3 separate regions of the Homo sapiens genome follow, and all the other regions are linked to region 3. A link is a loop called in an ENCODE intact Hi-C map of the cell type or tissue named here. Cell type or tissue: endothelial cell of umbilical vein. All regions are shown on one strand.

Evidence for each region. A loop is a pair of places that touch in the nucleus more often than their neighbours do. Peaks named below come from ENCODE experiments on the same cell type or tissue, not always from the same donor. Only the 100,000 strongest peaks of a DNase experiment are listed, where the experiment ranks them.
Region 1: it touches region 3 in a loop (7-fold over the local background); 13 of 110 quality-filtered maps call a loop at or near these places.
Region 2: a loop joins it to region 3, with 8 times the contacts of the local background. A loop is called at or near these places in 5 of 110 quality-filtered maps.

Annotation. Positions count from the first base shown.
Region 1 is chr15:74,305,689-74,310,688 of GRCh38, reverse strand. The region is part of intron 11 of CCDC33 (coiled-coil domain containing 33); the gene reads right to left. Among named protein-coding and RNA genes, the nearest start is that of CCDC33-AS1, 12 kb to the left of the region's middle. In endothelial cell of umbilical vein, CTCF peaks have their summits at 2,475 and 2,677 (motif pointing right); no DNase peak of the experiment used is centred here; H3K27me3 peaks cover 2,464 bases.
Region 2 is chr15:74,034,518-74,039,517 of GRCh38, reverse strand. PML (PML nuclear body scaffold) reads right to left here. Exons shown (of 9, transcript NM_033238.3): 7 at 4,988-5,000. Among named protein-coding and RNA genes, the nearest start is that of PML, 42 kb to the right of the region's middle. RefSeq lists an enhancer at 1,546-2,427. In endothelial cell of umbilical vein, a CTCF peak has its summit at 2,453 (motif pointing right); a DNase peak (open chromatin) is centred at 2,457.
Region 3 is chr15:73,948,711-73,953,710 of GRCh38, reverse strand. LOXL1 (lysyl oxidase like 1) reads right to left here. Exons shown (of 7, transcript NM_005576.4): 6 at 4,137-4,252; 7 at 1,575-1,880. The coding sequence ends at 1,874. Among named protein-coding and RNA genes, the nearest start is that of LOXL1-AS1, 23 kb to the right of the region's middle. RefSeq lists an enhancer at 497-1,180. In endothelial cell of umbilical vein, a CTCF peak has its summit at 2,430 (motif pointing left); a DNase peak (open chromatin) is centred at 2,310; H3K27ac peaks cover 724 bases.

The DNA of each region.
Region 1 (5,000 bases), 360 kb before region 3:
GCAGGTGGCAATGAAGGGAGGGGGCTTCCTGGGGGCAGCACTCTCGCTGCTGGCGGGTACCCTCCCTGCTGGCTCTCTCAGGATGCCCCCTGACCACCTCAGGCCCCTCAGAGTCGGTCTCAAAATTCAAATTTCTTTTTTTTTTTTTTTTTTGAGATGGAGTCTCCTCTGTCGCCCAGGCTAGAGTGCAGTGGCTTGATCTCGGCTCACTGCAACCTCTGTCTCCTGGGTTCAAGCTATTTTCCTGCTTCAGCCTCTCAAGTAGCTGGGATTACAGGCATGCACCATCACGCTCAGCTGATTTTTGTATTTTTAGTAGAAACGGGGTTTCACCATGTTGTTCAGGATGGTCTCAATCTCTTGACCTCGTGATCTGCCCGCCTCGGCCTTCCAAAGTGCTGGGATTACAGGCATGAGCCATTGTGCCCGGCCTCAGAATTCAAATTCTGATTAGCCAGACCTTCTGCACCAAGCACATCTCCAGTCCTGCCTCCTAACCATCTTCCCAGAGTTGTTTTTGTTTTTATTTTGTTTGAGTCAGGTTCTCACTCTGTCATCCGGGCTGGAGTGCAGTGGCGGGCACATGGCTCACTGCCCGCAGCCTCAACCTCTTAGGCTCAAGCAATTCTCCCACCTCAGTCTCCCAAGTAGCTAGTATTACAGGCACGTGTCACCATGCTTGGTTAATTTTTTAAAAAAATTTTGTGGAGACGGCATCTCGCTATGTTACCTAGGCTGGTCTCAAGCTCCTGGTCTCAAGTGATCCTCCTGCCTCAGCCTCCCAAAGTGCTGGGATTACAGGTGTGAGCCACTGCGCTAGCTTCTCCCAGAGTTTTTAAGTTCCCCTCATACTTAAAGTCCAGGCTGTTCTGTTGAGATGGCTGGTGGAGGACTTGGGGGGTCTGGAACGGGTGGGGCACAGATCCATTTGTAGTGGATAAATAGATTCCCTGAAGGAGTGGCCAATAGTGGTGTAAGATGTGGGTCTTGGAGGGACCGAGAGAGATGGAAGCTTGTTCCCAGACCCTCTGCACTCTCCTACACTGTACTCTTCACTCCCCACTGTAGGAAAAAAAGGCGCCAGAAGCTCTTCATGGCTCACAGAAGCCGCTCCAGGCACTGTGAGGTTTTCACAGCCAGCCTGGGGATAAGGGCTAGCACTGTCCCCCTTTCCCAGCTAAAGAGACTGAGGTTCCTGTAGGTGCTGGCTGGGAGCCGAGTAGGAGGTAAACACCTCTGTGATCCAGACCACCCCTGGTCCACCAAGCTGCTCAGGAAGGGCATTCTGTGCATTCAGTGAGCACACACTTACTGAGCACCCACTGCACGCCAGGCACCTGGTGTGGAGGTGGGCGAGGGGTACAAGGTGGAGTGAGCCGGGAACACAGGCCTGGAGCTGGGAGGAGGCACCACTGCCATTGAGCATGGGTAGAATATTCTGGGTTCAGGTAAAGGCTTGAGGCAGGGGCTTCAGAAGCCCCAGGGCCCATCAGGCTGAGGGGCTCCTGTTGCAGGCAAGGGAACAATGCATGGGTTCAGGGCGGGGGGTAGCATGTCTAGATTTGGGCTTGGGACAGGTCACCTGGTGGCTGTGTCTTAGGAGGAGGAAGGCTGAGGTAGGCAGGAGGGCCCCATCTGGACGGTCAGCTCCCAGATCCTGAGCCAGCTCTCTGAGTGAGCCCACTGGCCCTCCACAGGAGCCCCCCCACCCACATACAGGAGAAGGCAGGAGGGTGAGGTCTTCATCTTGGCCTCCACAGGACCCTCCCTACCAGCGTGGCAGCTCCCTACTGAATGGCTCCCTACCCAGCCTGAGGAGGAAGAGTGAGATGCCTCCAGTCCCAAACTAGTCCTCTGAGAGGGTCCAGCTGTCATTGCTCTTCCTGGCCCTTCCAAATCCCCGAGCCCCTCTGCAGCCCAACCCCAGGGTCCACCCTGTGGAGGTGGATTTGCATATCTGAGAGTGAAAAAAATTCTGCTGCAGAGGCTTAGTGCCACCAGAGATGCTGAGCCCCCTTTTGTCTGTTTGAGTAAGAGCTGGCTAAAGGCTGAAGGATAATTAGTCCCCCGTGGGCAACGCTGTCCCCCCTCCTTGAAGATTTAAAGGCGCAGCCCACATGCTCAAGCCACTCGGGTCTCAGCCCCTTCCCCCACAGGCCCTCCCCGCCCCCTCGACTCCGCCCTAAGGAGGGGACGGCAGCTCTGGCAGGAGCCGATGAATGAGCATTTTATCTGATTAAACTGGGAGTGAACTGGCTGGTCTCTATTATCTGCGGACTTGATTGGATATTTAGCACCAAATGTGTGTGTGTGTGTGTGTGTGTGTGTGTCTGTCTGTCTGCACACATGGACTGGGCTTTTCTAGTCCGTGTGTCAGGAAGAAATTGGATTGTACTGAAAAACATTTAATCTGAACTCAGGAGTGCACCCTGATAGAGTCACCAAGCTAGTGGTGAGGGTTGGGGGAGGGACAGTTCTGCCTTTAGCCCTGGACAAGAGGGGCTCCAGCCCTGGGCCCCGTGGGTTGAAAGGTCCTGCTTTGGCCCTCTTCGGGGTACAACCCTTCCCATGGGGTGAGGAGTCAGTGGTCCCAAGGGGGACGTGCCCACCTAGAGCCCGTGCCCGCTTTAGACCTCACCCTGGGTAACTGGGATCCTGGCACTCCCCTGCTTCCAGGGCCTGTCCTCCTGAAGGTGGCAGTATACCCTTATGCACTCGAGAGAGCCCACAGAGTCTCATAGGTGTGGGACTGAAATTGAGCTGTGTGAGAAGAAAAGGGGATGGGTGGGGTTGAGGGGTGGGGGCCTGGGAGTGGCTCTCGCCATACTGCCAGGGGCCAGTGTGGAAGCTGAGAATTCTTTGAGGTTGTTCATAAGGTGTATTTATTGAGGTAGAGGAATGGAACATATTTAGGAGTTTGCTAGCTTCTGCTTGATTTATATTTTGATTACTGGGGTTTGGACATATGGTATGTAGGCCTTGCTTATACTCTCAAATGTTCCAGGTGGAACTCGGCAGGGGGTGGCCTGAGGCCACAGAGCTTGTCTTGGTGTTTACTAGGAAACTGAGGCAGCTCTTCCTCCCAGATAGGCTGGGAAGATGGTGAGTTAAGCTCACCAGGCTCCTGACTTCCAAGTCACCAGGCTCGGCCAAGGCTCAAGTGCTAGGCTGGAGACCCCCAACCTGTGTTGGACCAAGACTCCCCCTCGGTCTTGTCTGGTGGCCCTGGGAGGGTTATTGTGCTATCAGCAGGTTCCTCTCCCACAAAGTGGGGATGATAATTGTATGTTCCTTTTCAGTCTGGAGTGAGGATTACATGAGATTGTGACCGAAGTTCTGGGTACAGAGTACGAGCTCAGTGAATCTTGATGGGAACACTTAGTGTTATTAAAATGAGTACTAAGGTTGGGCTGGTGCTTGCAGAGCACAGAAGGGACAAGCCCCATTTCCCAGGTTAGCAACTCTTTCTCCCAGTCGCTCCTGGTTCTATAGTCCACCTCACCCTCACCAATCGATGATTCAAGCCCTCAGCAATTTATGGCCTCATCATCTTGGCTTTAGTTACCGAGAGTGCTCCACTCCTGCCTCGCCCACCCACCATTTAATTAAGGATGGACAGCAAGACCTGGCAGCACCGGCCATCTCACTAAGGAGCAGCGCCAGGAGGCTGTCCCACCTCTGCCTGCCTTGTTTGCTGGGATGAAAGAGGAAATTGTCAAGACCAGGCTCCTCACTCCACAGGAGGGGAGACGGAGGCCCAGGAGGGGAGGGGTCAGTCAGGCTGACTCCTCAAGTCAGAACTGACTCCATGTCTCCTGATGCTCCTCCTGCCCAACCCTCTCTCGGCAGTAAATTTTCTCTCTCTCTGGGTGGCCTCTGCCCGGAGTGACCTCGTTCTCATCTCCTCTGAGCCTGATCTTCTGGGTACTTAGGGCAGGCCCTGACTTGACCAGTCCTCTAGTCCACCTATCCCATCCATTCTTTCCTCCACACCGCTAAGACTTTCTCATCCCTCACTGGAGGGAGGCATTCGCTCCATTAATACAGATAGAGAAACTGAGGTCCAGACAGGGAAGGGACTAGCCCTGGGGCCCCACAGTGCCTTTTGGTGAGACCCCAGGCCAGGCCTGGAGAGAGACAGGCACACACACACTAACTAGTAATTCCCACTCAACAGATCAACAGATTCCTCTTGCAGGAACAAGAGGAATTTCATTTCCCTTCCACCAACAAATCAAAGATCTGTTATGGTTTCATGCTAACCGCCACTGATGCTTGGTTGGCTTTTCTCTCTTGCTTATCACAGTGACATCTGCAGACTACCCTGGCATTCTGTAGAAAGTGTGCACTGCCTGGGGTGGGAGTTGATGGGGGTTAGGATTAGGTAGACCCCCTCTGTGCTCCCACAATCTCCTGAGGACCCTGAGCCCCAGTCCTGACCACATCCTCCTCCAGCCATTCTTGATGTGTCTCCCTGCTCAATTGGGACTTCTTGAGCACAGGGACCCTTGTACGGAATTATCTTTATGTGACTGTCACATATCTTGGAGGTGAACTTCTGGAGAGGGGGTCAGAGGGAGAGGCCTGGGTGAGTTGTGCTGCCTTCCGTCATCCCCCTCAGTCTCGAGGGATCCCATGAACACAACGACTATTAATAAGCCTCCTGCAAAGTGCCAAAGTGGACGGCCCTTTACAGTTTCCAGTGCATTGCCATCCACTCTCCTGTTAGTCCTCTGAAAAGCCTCAAGAGGCGGGGAGAGTATTTCCTCTACTTAACAATGAAGAGACAGGATCAGAGAGGTTGAGTGATTTTTTCAAGGCCACACAGCTCTTGGGAGGTGGAAATGGAACTCATACCTGCTGGGGCTGCACAAATGAGTGGAGGAATCTGTGGGGCGAGATAACCAGACTTGGCACAGAGTAGATGCTCAAAACCCTGGTCGAACAAATGAATGAATGCATGAATGAATGAGTAGGTGCATGTACCAGAAATGAATGAA
Region 2 (5,000 bases), 86 kb before region 3:
TCCAGCCTCTGGAAGATACAGAACATCTGACATTCATGCTTATCAAGAGCCCTCAAGCTCCTGAAGAACTTTCTGAGCACTTAAGCATCAGCTACAGCTGGGATCAGTTTGGCAAGACACATGCATTGCTATCTTTCTGCAGACACAAAACCCCAGCTCTTGCAAAGCCTCAAAGACCCCAGGAATACTGCACATGTTATGAGTGAACTGGACCATAAACTCGGCCAGCCTGTGGCCTCTGCTGCCCTTCTGCCTAGCTCCAGCCTCTTGGCCAGCACCTCCGTTTCATTTTCTCAGATGCACACTCACCAGTGCCACGGCCCCTCCCCTGGATCAGCCATTCCCCACAGGCCTCCCTTCCTCCGCCGTCACCACTGCCACTTCTGCCACAGGCTGCCCCCTCACCTTGGCCCCCTCCTGTTGCTGCTGCCACCAAGGCACCGGAGCCAGTAATCTGTCACAAGAGTGGGTGAAAACACCTATCTTTTCCACTTTGGATCCTAAAGCAGGGGCCCCAGGGCAGGCGCACTGCTGACCCACTCTGGCAGTTTTTAAGCAAAGTCCTCACCCCAGGTACTCCACAACCAGGCCTGGGGGACTCACTGCTCCACCCCATGACTATGCCCTGCTGCCTCTCGCTCCTTCTTGCACAAACAGTCTCTCACTGAATCCCTAGGACACAGGTGAAGCTCAAGGGAGGGGTTCCTAAATGCCCTGATACACTTGGAAAGTAGTAATGTAGCAGACCAGTATTCTGCAACTTTCCTCACTGCAAAGCTGGATATAAGCTGCAGAGCTGGGGAGGATGGGTTAGGTGGGAGCCGGGATCACCTTGGGAATATCACCCCACCCCCTCCAAGCTGGGGAGTAGGAATTTGCAGTGGTGGTGCTGGGTGTACTCTGGGGGCACCAGGGGTCTGGAAAGGGCCCAGAAGTTGGGTGAGAAATGCATAGGGGGGACCTAATTTGTTGGGGTTTTAAAATATATATTTTCTAAAGTTTGGGACTCCTATAACAATTTTTAAAACCTGTGTCTTAAAGCTACATACACAAAAGCAGCGGTCCTCTGGCTCTCTCCCCACGTCTCTAGGCCTGCTCTCTAATGTGAGCTCCTAGGTATTTAATTCATCATCACCTGAAATGTGCTTTTACCCCCTCCCTTAATTCACTGTATAGCCCCTAATGACTCCTTGCTGATAGCTGAGCATTACATACTCCCCGCCCCACCCCCAATATTGCTGGGGTCCCTCTACTTGATTCTCCATGACATCTGGGGACACTGTTGGCACTCCAAACCTGTTCTCCACCTTTCCTTCCCAGGCTTCTGCCTCTACCCAGGGTCAGTGGTAGCTTTAATTTTACCAAGATTATGGGATGGAAAGAAGTGCCCAGATTTCAGAGGAATTTACACCCTAGAAAGACAAGACTCAATAACTGGTTGGATGTGAGGAATAATCAAAAGGGGGGTGCCCTGGGTGGCTATGGGGTCTTGGCTTGTGCAACCGGGCAGAGAGTGGGGCGAGCCAGTGAGACGGGAGGAGAAGGTGCTGAGTTTGAGGTACCTATGGGCATCCATGCGGAGCTGTTGGAAGGTCACTGGCCATGCTGGTCTGGCAGGCAGGTGCGAGTGTTGGGTATCAGCTACCCCTGGGCAGTAACTGAAGTCAGGGGCGTGGCTGAGAGCACCTGGGAGAATACACAGACTGAAAAGAGGAAAGGGCCCAGCAGCAAACCTGCAGGAGCACCACAACCAAGAAAAAACAGAGCCTGCAGAGGAGAGGGAGGAGTGCCCAGAGCTGCATCCGAGCAGGCGATCTTTCCAGGAAAGACCGGGCCCAGCGCCGGTCAAGAATAATAACGACTAAACGCGACACTGCACCTAGAGGCACAGAGGCCACCCTGGTACTGGCGGGGAAGCGCAGGAGGTGGGGTGAAGAAGGGGCAAGGAGGGGGCTGAAGTGTAAACAAGGAGAGCAGAGGAAGGGGAGCCGACAGCTGGAGAGAGAAGTGGGTGGAGTTTTCTGAGATGAGAAAGACCTCATTCAGGGTGTTTAGTTCAGAAGGCAGTGGATACATTAGAAGATGCAAGAGAGATGAGGAGGAGGAGTGAGGCTCCCAGGGGGTCAAGGGCTGGGGCCAGGACACAGGGTGAGTCCTGGAGGCAGGTGGACATCCCTTCCACCCTAACGAGGGCAGGGAAGGGGTGCGATGGGGATCTGTAAATAGCAAGATGTCAACTGTCCCTATGCCATTGGAGAGCTCCTGTTTTCTCCCTGGAGCAGAAGGTGCCGCCATCAGCTGAGGGTGAGGCTGGGACAAGGGCCCAGTGAAGAAAGGCAGGCGGGGGCTGCCCTGCAGAGCAAAAGGACATGCTGGGCGGAGCACCAAGGAGCCCTTAGCAGTCACAGGCAACCACTCATAGTTTTCCCAGGCCTTTCTCCTGCAGATCTCGGTCTCCAGGTGGCAGCACAGAGGCGACAAGCTCCTGAGTCCTTCCAGGATTTTCTGCTGGGCAGGGAGCTGCAATTCTGATGAAAGATGGGATGAAATGGGGAGTGCGCGGGGCTGGAGGGAGGCGAAGGTAGGACTGAGAGCTCAAGGAACAGGAGGCTGCGGTCAGAGTCTGAGAGGACCGGCTGAGGGACCGACAGTGCTCGGTGATGGCAAGGTGCAGGGCACGGCCACGGGGCAGGCAGCTGTCTGGGGGAATGGGGTGACAACCCCTGAGAGGTTAAGGAGTGGCGGGCAGGTGGGTGGAAATAGAAGTCACTCAGGAGGAAGGCAGGACCTGAGCAGGGAGAAGAAATCTGGGAGGTGAATGCTCACGTCTGCCCTCAATGAGGGTGGGCAGGTGGGTGTCTGGGATGAGCTGGGGAGCATGGGGCCCACCCTGAGAGGGACAGAGGATCTTACCAGACGGCCAGGAAGGGGCTGGAACAGTCCAGGAAGCAGGGGGCCTTGACCCTACCTCCCACCTCTGATGCCCATGAGTGTGGGAGGAAGAGGGGACATGGTATCCCCAGAGGAGAACTGAGTTCCAGCATAGGGAAGAGAGAACAGCCTGCAGGGAGGAGCTGGATCCATCGGAGAACGCGATGGTCGTGGAATAAGGGTTCGCAAGGGTGATGGTTCAACAAGTGTTTATTGAGCAGCCACATCTGCCAGGTCTTGGGATAGCCAGTCCCTGTGCTCATGGGCTTAGATCCTGGCAGAGGCCTAGTGGAGAGGCTTGGGGTGGGGGTCGGGGCATGGAAGGCTGTGCTATTGGCCAGGGACTCAGAATACAGGAGAGTGCAAGGGTGACAGAAGTTTCTTTCTTGGGCAAAGAGGCCTGGAATGGTGGCTTGAATCTCAGCCATGCCTTAGCCTTCCCCTCTCAGCCAGAGAAGACCCAGGTCTCCCTGCCCAGAGGTCCATGCATAGCCATTCATTCGTTGATTCATTCCTTAACCAAGAATTAATGAGTGCTACTCTGTGCAGGGCCTGTAAGAGCATGGGCTGGAGGAGGCAGCTCAGGGGCCGGGCAGGGGTGTTGGCTGCAAGGTTACAAGAGAAGGGTAGCACTCTCAGAGGCCTGCTTGACGGGCGCCTGGGACTGGGCTGATGGGGGGCCTTTCTGGGGCACAGGGTGGTGGGAATGTAATTGGAGAGGCTTCCAGAGGCACTTGGACTTGAGAGGCCTCCATGGAGCCTCTGACAGAGTCCCCAGGGGGAACACCTGCTCCAAGAGTCTGGGCTCTGCTTTCCCCTGCCCCCACCACGGAAGACATGTCAAGCTGGGAAGCCATGGAGGAGAAGGGGAGGGCAAAAAAGTTGTTGAGCCACTGGGATAAATGGGAGGAGCCCCGGAGGGAGCGGCTGCGGGATCGCACAGCCCCTCGTATCCGGTGGGGTGGGCTGATGCCCCTTTGCAGCTGGGCAGGATGTTCCTGGGCATTGGCAGGATGGTTGAGGGGCCCTGTGATGGCAGGAGTGCTGGCTTGGACCACATGGGGAGACCAAGTCCGAATAGGGGCCCGATGCAATTGAGGGTGCAAGCGGAGGGCATGGCGAAGGCGGATGGCTCTCTGTGCTCTGTACAACAGGTAGCGGATCCCACGGTGGACGGCAGGGCGCTCCTGGTGATCAGGAGGCTCGCTGTGAGGCTCAGCATCGGGGGTGGCAGCCTGCTCAGCGGGCTGGTGGGGAGGCCAAGCTGGGGGGTGGTATGTGCCACAGGGCAGGCTGGAGGCTCCTTGTGCTCTCAGCAGAGACTGGACTGGCGAGGAGTGGGCTGGCGAGGAGTGGGCTGGCGAGGAGTGGGCTGGCGAGGACTGTGGCTCGGCGGTCTCCATGGGCTCCATGCACTTTCCAATACAGAACCTCAGACTGAGGGCTGGAAGAGACCTCAGGGGCCACCCAGTCCAACCTTTCACTCTATTCAGATCCCCTTTTCCCCTGGACAGGTGATAGTCCAGCCTCTAGTAATAAACCTCTAGGGACAGAAGGGTCACTACCCACGAGGCCACCTGTTTCACTGTGGAATGGATTTATATATCTTTCTACATGGATGGAGTCAAACCTCACTTGTTTGGCCCCTATATAGCTGCCCTGTGGCCTGACACCCCTTCACTGGCCCCCACTGGCTGTAATAAACCAAGGAATGGATTCTTGTCCAGCCCTCCTCACTGAGGACTTAGAGGACAGAAAATGCATAAGGAAGCTCCAGACAAAGGTCTTGGACATTCCAGAAAAGAGACAGGGCTCTGGACACATGCTATCAGCATTTCAGAAGAGCTCCTGGCCCTGGTGTAGTGGGAGGGCTGGGGTGGTCCAGGCATGCAGCTGTCATTTGGAGACTGTCCTCAGCACAGCTTGGGACTCAATGCCTCACTGGAAAATTCCCCAGGCGCAAGGCAAGTCTGAGAGTCACCTGCTGTGGCTGTGCCCCCTGGGACCTGAAATGGGGGGAGGCAGGAGTCCTGGGCTGAACTTCTGGGCCACTCACCGAGTTTTCGGCA
Region 3 (5,000 bases):
CTGGGAGTATCTAGGAAGGAGAGGGGGTGGGGCTGCAATAAGGACAGCATCTTGGGAAGCACACACCGGCAGGGGATGCAGCAGAATGGCAGCCCTGGATGACAGGCATGTGCCTGTACTCCTCTCACCCGTCCTGGTCCAGCTCCAGAGGGAGAGTGGCAGAGCTGCGGCACCTACCCTGTCAGCAGAGTTAAATCCCAGCCAGACCTGCAGAGGAAGGGCCGAGGGAGGGCTGCAGCCACACCCACTCCACCCTGCTGCCTGGGCTGGTGAGTGGCCCAAGGGCTCCAGGGGACTGGGCCAGAACCCTCCTGGATGCATAGCATGGCTCCAAGAAGCCCTCCCTCTCTACTGCACCAGAAAACCTCCTTGCTACCAGGGACCCTGAGGCAAGGATCGCATCAGAGCCAAAAGCAGGGGACACCTTCTTGGAGGACCTCTGCAAATGGGCTGGGGCTCACCAAGATCTGGAGGGGTGGGTGCTGACACCCTGTAGCTCCCCCGGCACCTCCCCTGCAGCAGTAGCTCATCAACTCTCCATGTCAGTGTGGGAGCCAGGCAGGAGGGCATTCCCATCTTACTCATGAGGAAACTGAGGCCCGGAGATGAAGTCTGACTTGCCCACAGTCACACAGCAGTGAGCAGGATTGGCCCTGGAACCCAGAGCCCTGGTACTTGGACAAAGTCTCTTTCCCTTTCTCACTGGTGTTGCCCCCACAGGGAAGCAGGTGGGTCTGGAGGCATCCCGAGGGCTCGTTGTTCAGGGCCTCGAGGAGGAGAGGCACCACCCTCTCACTTCTTCCTGGTCCATTCCAGTGTCCAGGACCTCTGGGATGCCACAGCCAGGGCAGGGGACGGGGGCTGCAGGGCTGCGGGGCCTCCCTCCATCTCCCACTCACACCCTGTCGGCCTGCAGCCCCACCTCATGATCTCTGCTCAATGCTGTCTCTCTGCCAAGAATCCTCTTCTCCCCTCCCTGCCTGGAAGGAGGCTCTCTCCCATGTGAAGGCTCCCCAGAACCCCTAGGTGCTGCCTCACTGGGCAACGCGTGCTCCCCGTTCCCTGTGGTTATGCGCTCCCTGAGGGCAGAAGCTACGATGCTCCTGCGTGTGCCCTAGCACAGCACCTGGCCTTCAGGAGACTTGAGTTCGGGAGCCTGCAATTGTAAGGGAGTGGGTGGCTGGTGGAGAGTGAACGGTGTGAGAGTGAGAGGGCCAGGAGGGGGACCGGTGGGAGTGTGAGGCTGAAGGCTGAGAAGGGGCAGCAGTGGGCACACGAGCCCAGATAGGAGCAGGGGCTGAGCAGGGAGAGCAGGCTGGTGCCGCCCACCCCGCTGCAGGGCCCTCCCCTAGTCGGATGTGGTCCCATTCCCATGCGACAGGCTTGGCCAAGGGCTCAACCCCACAGGCTTCCACGATGGGCTCAGCGCCCTCATGGTCACTGTGGTCCTGACCGGGTGGTGGCTGCCCTTTCCACATTTGGCGAGGGGAAGGATGATGCCTAAGGACATCCCCCAGGCCCAAACTAGCTGTGGCTGGCCAGCCAGCCAGCAGGCCGCATGCAGAGCCACAGAGTAGAAAAACCTTGTTTTATTCAGCCCAGACCTGGGCAATCTAGCTCTGTGGTATGGCCAAAGTATAAAAAATAAAAACCAACAACAACAAAACAACACTGTAGAGAAAAGTGAAGTATAAAATGGGGTCTGGCGTCCGGAATCCCTGTGGTTTTCATCCACGTTCGCTCCCTGAGGCCGGCAGGGAGGGATGCCCCTCCGTGCCTGTGGGTTGGGGGCTGGGCCCCTCGGCGGGAGGCTGCCCGGGGAGCAGGGCCTGCTTTGGAAGGGGAGAGATTGGCCATCTGTCCCTCCCGGAGATCAGGATCTGAGGAAGGAAAGACAGTGGGTCAATGAGGGGCTGCAAAGTAGGCCCCCGTGGCCTCCTCAGCCAGGGCGTCCCTCCCACAGCCCAGATCCCTCGTGGCAGGGCAGGCATGGGCCTACATTTCCCTCAAGAGAAAGTTCCGACCCCCTCAGCCCAGCTCCAAAAGGAGGGGTTTGATGGACTCCCACCCACCCAGGGCACAGTCTCAGCACATTCCCCTCCCCATGCCCTAGTCCCAGATTGTTTTCTAGGCCATTAGCAGAGCTGCTACTGTCTGGAAATACTTTCTTGTTTTTTCTAACTCAGTACTTTTTTTTTTTTAAGCCTCCTTTTTCCTCCAGAAACACGATGGAAACCCACAGGCGTCAGTCCCGTGGCCTTTCTGGGAACGCTCTGTCCAGCTTCCTGTGCACGCTGGCCCAGCTGCCTGCCTGCGGTCAGGGTCACAGAGACTGAGACACTCTAATAAGGCCCGGCCTTTCCAAGCACTTATGTAAAGAGCTCTTGGAAGGAAGGGCTTTGGCTCCCCCTGCTGCCCACAGGCCCCCGGGGAGCTGGGAGGGCCGCGCAGGCTGCTTCTCCATCTGCCCTGCCGACAGCCCTCCTGGCTGCTCCAGGCGCCTGGCACGTGGGATGCTGTTTCTGTTCCCATCCCCCTTTCCCAGCAGCAGGAGGGATTCCCTGCCTCCCCGAGCCCCCAGCAGCCTCCTTTGTTTCCTGGATACCCCCTTCTTCCTTCCTCCTCCTTCCCTAGAATGGCTTCTACCACTTAGGTGACCCTGGGTCTTGAATGGCTAAGACAGGCCCTGAGGAGCAGGAATGTGCTGGAAACCCAGGCCTGCTAAAGAGCCAAACTGCCAGTGATGGGACAGGAGTTCGTCCTTTCAAACATGCTGTGTGCCCTGGGGAATTCTGATCTCATTCTACTCATGAGGAACCTAATCTCTGCACTGAACTGGAGGCTGCTGTTCCCATTTTTAATATTCATGATGTGGTGGCAGCATGCTGTGAACAGTTAGGTTGATGGTAGCAACCAAGTGTGAGAGGGCTGTCTCTAAATGAGCCTGGCTCTGGTCACAGACTGAGCCCTGACCCTGGCCACACACTAAGCCCTGATCCTGGTCACACACTGAGCCCTGATCCTGGTCACACACTGAGCCCTGAGCCTGGCTACACACTGGGCCCTGACTCTGGTCACAGACTGAGCCCTGACCCTGGTCACACACTGGGCCCTGACCCTAGGTATACACTGAACCCTGATCCTGGTCACACACTGAGCCTTGATCCTGGTCACACATTGAGTCCTAACCCTTGTCACACACTGAGCCCTAACCCTTGTCACAGACTGAATCCTGACCCTGGCCATACACCACACCCTGACCATAGTCATAGGCTTAATCTCTCATACCTGCCATCCATTAATAAGTACACACTTTTAGGGAAAGATACCTCTCTGGGCCTTAAGATCTCTACCACCTTTCTCCCAGTTGATGAACTAAAGCTGAAAGCTCTAGGACTAATTTTTTTTTTTTTTTTTAATGGAAAAGGGTTGCTTCGATCTGGAGTGTGGTGGGGTTTCCTTGTGAGCTTGTAAGCAAGGGGTCCCTCTGCAAACTACTTCACATGGGGAATCAGGAGAAAGACTGAGGACCCTACCCAGCAGCATGTGCCAAAATCCCAAGCCCAGATTTTAGGCACTTCTTCTACAATGGGGGCCTAGGGACTGAAGATGGCTCCTTTGAACCAGAATCACTTCTAATCTGTGACTGTTTAATCCAGTCCACTTGAAAAGGACACTAATGATCACAGCTGCTGTTCACTGTGTGCCACTGTGAACATGCAGACATCAGGCCTGTAGATCCTCATTGCCAGCCTATGTGGAAATACCTATTTTATAGTTGAGGAAAGTAGCTCAGGGAAGTAACCCAATGTCACATAGCGAGGAAGCTGTGGAACTGGGACTGCAGAGCTCATGGCCTTGCATCAAATGACTCTGCCTTCTGCTGGTTTTCACTTGGGACATCTCAGGGAGCCACAGGATGCAGCCCCAGATCAACACCCTACGGCCTGAGCCCCACCGTAAACACTCAGCTTGGGGTTGGCACGGACAAGGCTCTTTTTGATGGGCCCTGCTGCAGCTGCGTTCGGCCATCAAGGTGACCTAAAGTGCAGGTATCTTAGGTATCTCAGGTGGCCTTGCCTGCTCCCCAGGCAGGAAAGGGACGGAGCCAGGAAGGGTGGTGGGCAAACTCTTACTGGACAATTTTGCAGTTTGTTGCAGAAACGTAGCGACCTGTGTAGTGAATGTTGCATCTCACCACGTTGTTGGTGAAGTCAGACTCCAAAACAATATACTTTGGGTTCACGTGCACCTGAGGAAGAAGAGAAACAGGGAGAAAGGGAGTCTAGTCAGGGGGGCTGCACCTCAACTGCTCACCAGAGAAGGTGGTAAAGAGGCAGACAGACAGACAGAGAGGTGACAGAGAGAGGGAGAACAGAGACACACTGCTAGAGAGACACAGAGGGGAAAGAAGAGGCAGCTGGTAATCCAAGAAAACATCATCTAATCCCCCTTATCAGAAGATTGGATGTTTCCCTAGAGCTAGAGCCTATGCCAGGTGGGCCCCGCATGGGGCATTTGGGGTCAGAGAGGTTGGATCCTGCCCGAGGGAATGCAGTAATGAGGAGCTGAGCCAGGATTCAACACCTGGTCTCCCCAAATCCAAGGCTCAAAGTCATTCCCTATGCATCCCTGTCTAGGTGACTGATCGAGGGCCTGTCTGATCCCCTGCTCTGGAGCCCCACGTGCCCAACATTCACTGAGATGATGGCCCAAGTATGATCTGTGCTTTTTGTCTGAAAAGGAGCTGTTGGGATACAACACTTTTAAATGTTGGATTAACTAGGGTAGGGCCAGCTTTATTTGCAGAACATCTAAGAACAGATGCAGGGATGCAACTTTCAAATCCTGGTACACTCCCAAAGGGCAGGGACTGTGAACTGCATTGCTTATGTGGTTTGTGTGTCTAGTGCCTAGAACTCAGAGGGGACTTCCTACATGTTGATTGAGTGGATGAATGAGGAAAAGAAAAAATATACTGGACAACCCCAGGCCCTGGA